Linked DNA regions of Homo sapiens: regions 2 and 3 are each linked to region 1. Evidence: chromatin loops called from intact Hi-C (ENCODE). Cell type or tissue: HepG2. All regions are shown on one strand.

Region 1 (2,500 bases):
CACCAGTCCCATCCAATGAAATCCCTATCATAAGACCTCATTTAACCTTAATTACTCCCTTAAAGGGCCTTATCACCAAATATAGTCCCATTGAGGGTTAGGGCTTGAACATATGAATTCTGGGAGGACACAATTTGATCTAAAACCCTGTGGCACACCCAGACATTAGAAAATTTGTCAACATTAAAAAGAAAGCAGCTGTGAAGCCATGAAAAGACATGGTGGAATCTTAAATGCATAGTACTAAGAGAAAGAAACCAATATGAAAAGCTCCATGCTGTATGGTTCTGATTATATGACATTCTGGAAAAGGTAAAAAGTAAACTATGGAGACAGTAAAAAGATCAGTCGTTGCCGGGGTTAGGGAGAAGTGAGGGATGAATAGGCAAAGCACAGAGAATTTTTAGGGCAATGAAAATACTCTGTATAATACAATATTATAATGGTGGATGTATGTCATTATGCACTTGCCACAACTCATAGAATGTAAAACACCAAGAATGAACCCTAACGTAAACCACGGATGTTGGGTGATTATGCGGGCTCATCAATTGCAACAAACATACCACTCTGTGAGGGATGTTGATAGTTGGGGAGGCAGTGCAGGGAAAGGGGCAGGGGCAGGTGGTAAATGGTAGTTCTCTGTATTTCCTGCTTTACTTTGCTGTGAATCTAAAATTGCTCTAAAAAATAGTCTATTTAAAAAGAAAAAAAATGCTGTGAACAGAGGCTCACAGGAACACAACTGTGTATTTCTCTTGAGAACAATAGTTTAGTATTTGTTAATTCAGTGTTTGTGGTGGAGGGAAAGAATAATTTTTTTCTTTAATCCCCATAGGTTCTGGCCCCATAACAAAAGACAGATTAGCAAGAGAAAAACAAACAAAAGTTTATTAACAGATAAATTTCATATGTACATGGGTGACACCCAGGTAATGAGTAGTTCTCAAAGGGGTGGTTTTTAATTCCAGCTCACATAGCATTTTCATCAAAGAACACTAAATTTTTAGAAAAGTGACAGGACAAAGGAAAAGGATTTTGAGTCTCTAGGGGTGGCAGTTTGGGGGAAGGCAAATTAATGGCAGATGAAGGCCAGTTAGTAAAGCCCTTAATGTAGATTCCTCTGATACCATTTTCAGGCCAATAAGGGTCCAAAGTTGTGTTCAGTGTTTACCTTTGTTCTCCCCAGTGGGGGCAGGGAGGAAGGAAGATGCCTTTTATCTTTGAAAAACTATGTCCTGCTTTTAGGTCAACAGAGAGAGGGTAGAGAGCTTTCCTGTATCCACTTCTTAACTGTTTCAGCTCAACAATTCTTCATATTTGGGGATGATGTGTTCTGGTTTCCTACAGCAGTGACCGTGATGAGTATAACTATGGAAAATAACAAAAATTTGCTGGATATACTCCTACTCTAGGCCAAAAGTCAGGAAAGGACAAATGGGACATTCATGTGGCTCTCCTGCCTCCCCCACCTTCCTCCTTTTCTTCCCACTTCTCTGGGGTCCAAAAGAAACAGTCCCCTTTCGCCACCTCACACACTGGCCTTCACTAACCCACTTCCTGTTCTTGAATTACCTTATCAGAACTCTGTGATCTGGTTGGTCAGGCAAACTTGTCTGTAAGCTAAAGAGCAGATAAAGACACAGAAACAATCTTTTGTCAAGGTATTCGGCAAGTTTATGAAGCTAATGTCATGCTGCAAAGTCCTATTATGGAATGCCGGAATGTGATTATTATCTTCTAGTTCACTGGATTCCTTCTCTAACAATCCCCTTAATCTCCCCTGTATCCCTCCTTACTTCTAGATATTCCAGGCCAATGAGGGGAAATTGATGTACTGGCCAAGCAAGAAGAGCAAAGTTCATTAATCATTTGTAACAAGTAGTCCTCATTGTCCCTGAAAGCCTCATAGAGCAGAGCTCTGTACCCTGAACGTGATAGGGGCTCAGTGAAAGACTGCACTCAGTCGGAAGCTATCAAGAACTACTACGTGGTTGCCACACCTCCAACCTACAGGTGTTGATTAGTATCTTTTTTCTTTCCTTCTTCCTCCATCGTCACACCTTAGTGATCCTGCAGCCAAATATTCCTTTACGTAAAAAACCCCCACAAATACACAATCATCATGGTGACTGACGCCTTCTCTCTCCTATTCTGAAGCTCTGCCCCTCCCAAGAGACACCGACTATCACCAAACCACACGGTTTGCAGGTTTTCATCAAATATCTTCATATCCTTTTGGAATGTAGGTGGCACTTGGGGAAATGCTCTCTAACAACTTGCAATGAGACTGCATTTGATGAGTGAAATTCAGAAAGGAGCTTGCCAGACTAGCACAGCCATAGAGAGTAACTCTATTGAATGACTACTGGTAAACTTAACAGAACATAGGAACACAGAGAAAAAAGAAATGTCAACCAGATAGGGAATTAATCAGCAGCAGACACAGATGACAAAAAGACCCATAAAAGCATGTGGCTGAAAAGAAGATACTCTGTCA
Region 2 (2,500 bases), 71 kb after region 1:
TGTGCTTGACACTGGTGATGCAGAGAGAAAAGACAGAATGCATTCTCACTATTTCATGGTGGCGTGAGGAGACAGTGCGAGTGAATGGGGCAGACGCAGGAAAGGAGGGTGAAGTGAGACACTGGGAATCTGTTTATCCAGGTGAGACAACAGGACAGCCTGACATAAGGGGGGACAATTGGGAAGAAGAGGAAGGGATGGGTTTAGGAGGTAGAAATAATAGGAGGGGAGAAACAAGGAGTGAGGCATCTCCCATGACTGCCTGGTTTCTGGTTAAGGTGTCTGGGAACACAGAGGAGGAACAGAGTTTCTCATCATCTTATCTGATCCTAACATTCCTCAGCATCGTACAACACAACCCCCTCATTTTAGGGATATGGATACAGAAGCTGAGAGAGAGCAGGTCTTTTGCCACCACCCTCATAAGTCAGGAGCTGGCAGAGTGAGTTTTAGAAGCCAAACGCGTGCTGTTTTGCTGAGTGTCCACTGTGGCCCACACAGCGGTGCCTGCCAAGTTCCTTGCACAATGGAAGGAAGGGAAATGAGCTCAAAGAGTCCCTGTTACTTCTGTGTGGTGCGGTTTCACTCTCGTGAGCTGTCGCATCGCTGACCAGCCTGCCATGCTCTCTGAGTGTCAACTGGGACCTGACCCAGCACCGGACTCATTCCATTTGGAAGATGGGTGTAATACCAGGCCTCAGTCCCCCATCTCTACTCCAGCCATGTTCAGCTGTGAGTTTACCATCATAACTTCCTGAATCTCAAGGGACAGCAATCAGATCCTTGCCAGATGGCTAGGCAATGGGATGCAATTTTTACATGAAATCACTGTAGACACTGTGACCAATGGAACTACCATTTTCATGGAGACCAGCTGAGCCCTGCTAACTGAAAATTCAGAGCATCTCCAGCCATTGTATCCAGTTGATGAAGTTGATGCTCTCCAACCATACCACATTATTTTGAATCCAAATTCATAGTTTACTTTCCAGTGTCATCCTGAGGATTGGAGGAAGGCACAGGAAATATCAGCGATTATCCTCCATTATCAGATTATTATATTTTTTTGTGTTAACATTTCTAGCGGTAAAATAGCTTGGAGAGGTTTAAACCATCTCTTAACCCACATTCTTTTGTAATTCTTTTTCAATTTAAAATCGATGATATCAATGGACTTCAATATTCTACTATTTAATCCCTTGTATAGATCTGCAATCTTTCAGCTGTTTATTTCACCCTGAGTTTCCAGTTTGGGCAAATAAAGAGTTGCCACCATGCACAGGTGACTCACCATGCACATGGGACTTCCACTATGATAGAAGGTCATGGTGTGCCTGATGGATTAGGCAAAGCTCCCCCACATTCACCTCCAGGACTTTCCTCTTTCCCTTGGGCACGTGCTTGCCATCTGCTGGGCTATGTGTTCCATGAGGTTAGAGGCTGTGGCTGCCATGTCCACCACTCTGTTTCTAGCACTGAATCAGGGCCTGGCACCCAGAAACTACAGAATAAATATTTATTGAGTGAATGCCTAGAGACTAATCATCAGCGACGTAATCATGTTATTTGTCCTTTTCTACAACAAATGTTTCTCAAAGGTCAGAAATGAGAAGATGAAACCAGGACCAACGTGGATTAAATAGAGGTATGACATAATTTCCTATTGTCTCCGTCCATCTGCAGTCAAGGTTATATTCACATCTCAGATCTTCATCAGAATGGCTTTCCCTCTTCTCTTAAAAGAAAACAGAAGAGTTCTGTGCAGTTAAGAGGTTGAATGAAAAAAGGGAGGGAGGGTTCAGAAGGAAAAGTCCAAACATCCTCTTCCCCATGGAAATAATGATAATAGGAATAATGAGAAGGCTAAATTATTTGCTTACTATGTGGCACTGCACTTTATTATTTAATTAATCCTCATGGCAAGCCTATGAGGTAGATAATATCATGCCCAGTTGTGGGGGAAAAAAAGGGGGGAATTTAGAAGAATGTAAATAACTTGCCCAAGCTGGTAGGTAGAGAAGCCGGAATTCCACCCCAGGTCTGTCTGAGTCCAGAGTTTAACCACCAACCCTTAGCTGGTTTGAATATTTAAGGGCAGGGTCCAAGTCTCATTCATCTTTGTTTAACTCATAGCACCTGGCCTAAGGTCACACCTGCCACGTGGAAACAGCAAATATTAGTTGATTCAAAAGTAGAGCTAGTCAAAGGCCCTGGGATAGGGTTACTTTACTGGAAAACAGGGCATGCATGAAAGGAAATGTAAAAGCCAACCAAGAAAAAGCAGAGTGGCATAAGTGGTCTTATATCACACCAAAGACAGAGGTTAACCTTAAATGTGTTTGGAATTCATAGCATGAAGTTAAAAAAGTATTTTGAAGCGGCTACACTGTAAGAATGATAAATCATGGGAAACAGCTGGAAGGATCCTGAAGTTCTTTCTTCTGACTTGTTCTTTTTCCAAGGACTGTAGATTCCTTAGCTTAGGCCAGCTGGGGTGAGT
Region 3 (2,500 bases), 63 kb after region 1:
TTCTCTTGCCTCAGCCTCCAGAGTAGCTGGGACTACAGGCACGTAACACCAAGCCTGGCTAATTTTTGTAGTTTTAGTAGAGACAGGGTTTCACCATCTTGGCCAGGCTGGTCTCGAACTCCTGACCTCAGGTGATCTGCCGGCCTTGGCCTCCCAAAGTGCTGGGATTACAGGTGTGAACCACCGTGCCCAGCCTTGTTTAACAATTTCATGATGCATGTTATTTCTTATTACAATGTGTTCCCCGCCCCTTTATTTCTCTTGCGGAGTCCAATATGAAGAATTGAAAAGAAATGTGATATCTCAACTTTTCATTAAGTCTCAATCCTAATGCCCTGTTTTTTGTTTGTTTGTTTGTTTGTTTAAAGCTATGAAAACAAAAAGTACCAAGTCTGTGCCAGGTTCTTTTTCATTTTGTTTTGTGTCTGTGTGTGTGTGTGTATGTGTGTGTGTGTGTGTGTCATAATAATGAGTGACTTCATATGAGCTTCCAGATTCACTGGTTCTGGCAGAAAGATATTTGTACAGCTGTTTCACAAGCTCTCTCCTGATTAGCCGAGGTAGGGCATCCAATCTACAGTTGTGGAAAAACAACATTAGCTGAAATAGACATAACACCTACAATTTTTTTTAGTGTTGTTGCTTTCCCCAAATGCTTGTTCAGCTCTTAGTTATCTTTCAAAACTGCTCAGGCGTTGCCTTCTCAAGGAGCCTTCTTTAGCCACACTTCTTACTCCCTCTCCTCCCCTAATGCCTCATTTTTCTTGTACTATTTCTAGACTTTGCATATTTCTACATTGAAACCGTCCTCTGCATTCTGTTTGTCTACCTCTCCTACCAGTATGTGAATATCTAGAGAGAATAGATGTGATTTTGCTGGTAGCCCTCCACCTAACAATGAATGGCAAAGAGTAGAAGCCAAATAAGTGGACTTTTACTGGACCTGACTGCAGTCATTTTTATAGAGTGTACCGGCAGCTCCAGAAGCATACTGTCCTCTTGATGCAGGATATCTGCCATTGATGTTTTATTTGTTTTCTGACTCAGAAAGTTTCTTCAAAGCCAGTTCCGATCTATTATGAAATATCCTTTTTGTGAGCCACTTCCCATTCCATCCCTTAACACAGATATACACATGGCCCAGGCAGAGTGTTTCTTTGTGGGTTCTAGGCAGTGATGGGAAATGAAAATACTACATTGCATGAATTCTAAAACAAAAATTTTTTTCTACTGCTTCTTGAATTGAAATTAGGGAGTATTTCACAATCAATGACATCTTATAATTATGATTAGCAGTGTTTTTTTTTTCTTTTTGAACAGTACCTGAAATAATGTGTCTTATCATTGATGGTATCTTAAGTACTCATAAAAGAAATCTTACTGGTAGCCAGCGCAGCCCTGCCAGGTTATATGTAAATTCGGGATATGTTCCAAGTGCTACATTAAAAATAAACCAAAACAGAAACAGACTTTGTAAAATAGAGTGAAAGAGTGAGCCTTGAAGGATCAGAGGGCAAGTTTCACATGCTATTCATTGTTCTGTCCCTGGCATCTGATCTACTATGCACATGGCACATATTTGTCACTTAAAACACAAAAATAATTGCTAACAGTCTTTGAGTCCTTACTATGCAGAGGTCACTGTGTTTTAAGTATTTTTCATATGTGAGCTCATTTAATTCTCAGGACAACTCTTTGAGTGGGTTCAGTTATGATTCCATTTTTCAGATGCATAAAGTCCAGATGAGGGTAGATAGATGACTTGCTCTGAGTCCCACAGGTAGCAAGTAAATGGCAGAGCCGTGCTGGATCCCAGGGCCATTTGACTTTAAAGACAACGTTCCTATGTTCTGTGCAGCACTTTCTCCCTAATGAATATTTATTTTAAATAAGTGTTATTTCTACTGATTTTGATGGCTATTTGCTTGGGTCCCCCACCCCCAGTTTCCATTAGTCATTAAATGCTTATCTGAGATTAATATTTAGATAAATATTGCTAATTTTTAATAAACAGTTCATTGGAAAATATTTTCTTTATTTAATGTTACAGGCGAAATCCTATCAAAAATAAAACTCCTAGCCAGGTACGGTGGCCCATGCCCGTAATCCCAGCATTTTGGGAGGCCAAAGCGGGAGGAGTGCTTGACTGCAAGAGTTCAAGACCAGCCTGGGAAACATAGCGAGACTCTGTCTCTACAAAAAAATAAAAAATTAGCCAGGTTTGGTTGCACACACCTGTAGTCCCAGCTACTTGAGAGGCTGAGGCAGGAGGAGTGCTTAAGCCCAGGAGGTTGAGGTTGCAATGAGCCCTGACCACACCATTGCACTCCAACCTGTGTGTCAGAGCGAGATCCTGTCTCAAAACAAAACAAAACCAAACAAAAAACTCTTTAAAAAGCCATTTGTGATTATGATGGTGTTGTATTTCATAGAAGAGATGTTGTTGAGATAAATTTTTTTATAAGTAGGAAAAAATGCAATCCCTATTTTGGAGAATTGT

The links. Hi-C counts contacts between places; a loop is a spot of excess contacts. Peaks named below come from ENCODE experiments on the same cell type or tissue, not always from the same donor. Only the 100,000 strongest peaks of a DNase experiment are listed, where the experiment ranks them.
Region 2: it touches region 1 in a loop (4-fold over the local background); 8 of 110 quality-filtered maps call a loop at or near these places.
Region 3: a loop joins it to region 1, with 4 times the contacts of the local background. A loop is called at or near these places in 7 of 110 quality-filtered maps.

What each region holds. Positions count from the first base shown.
Region 1 is chr6:137,793,781-137,796,280 of GRCh38, reverse strand. No RefSeq gene overlaps it. Among named protein-coding and RNA genes, the nearest start is that of LINC02539, 56 kb to the right of the region's middle. In HepG2, no CTCF peak of the experiment used is centred here; DNase peaks (open chromatin) are centred at 1,200 and 1,670; H3K4me3 peaks cover 397 bases.
Region 2 is chr6:137,723,092-137,725,591 of GRCh38, reverse strand. No RefSeq gene overlaps it. Among named protein-coding and RNA genes, the nearest start is that of LINC02539, 15 kb to the left of the region's middle. In HepG2, a CTCF peak has its summit at 1,391 (motif pointing left); DNase peaks (open chromatin) are centred at 1,391 and 2,121.
Region 3 is chr6:137,730,796-137,733,295 of GRCh38, reverse strand. All of the region lies in intron 1 of LINC02539 (long intergenic non-protein coding RNA 2539), which reads left to right. Among named protein-coding and RNA genes, the nearest start is that of LINC02539, 7.0 kb to the left of the region's middle. In HepG2, no CTCF peak of the experiment used is centred here; DNase peaks (open chromatin) are centred at 515, 1,025 and 1,525.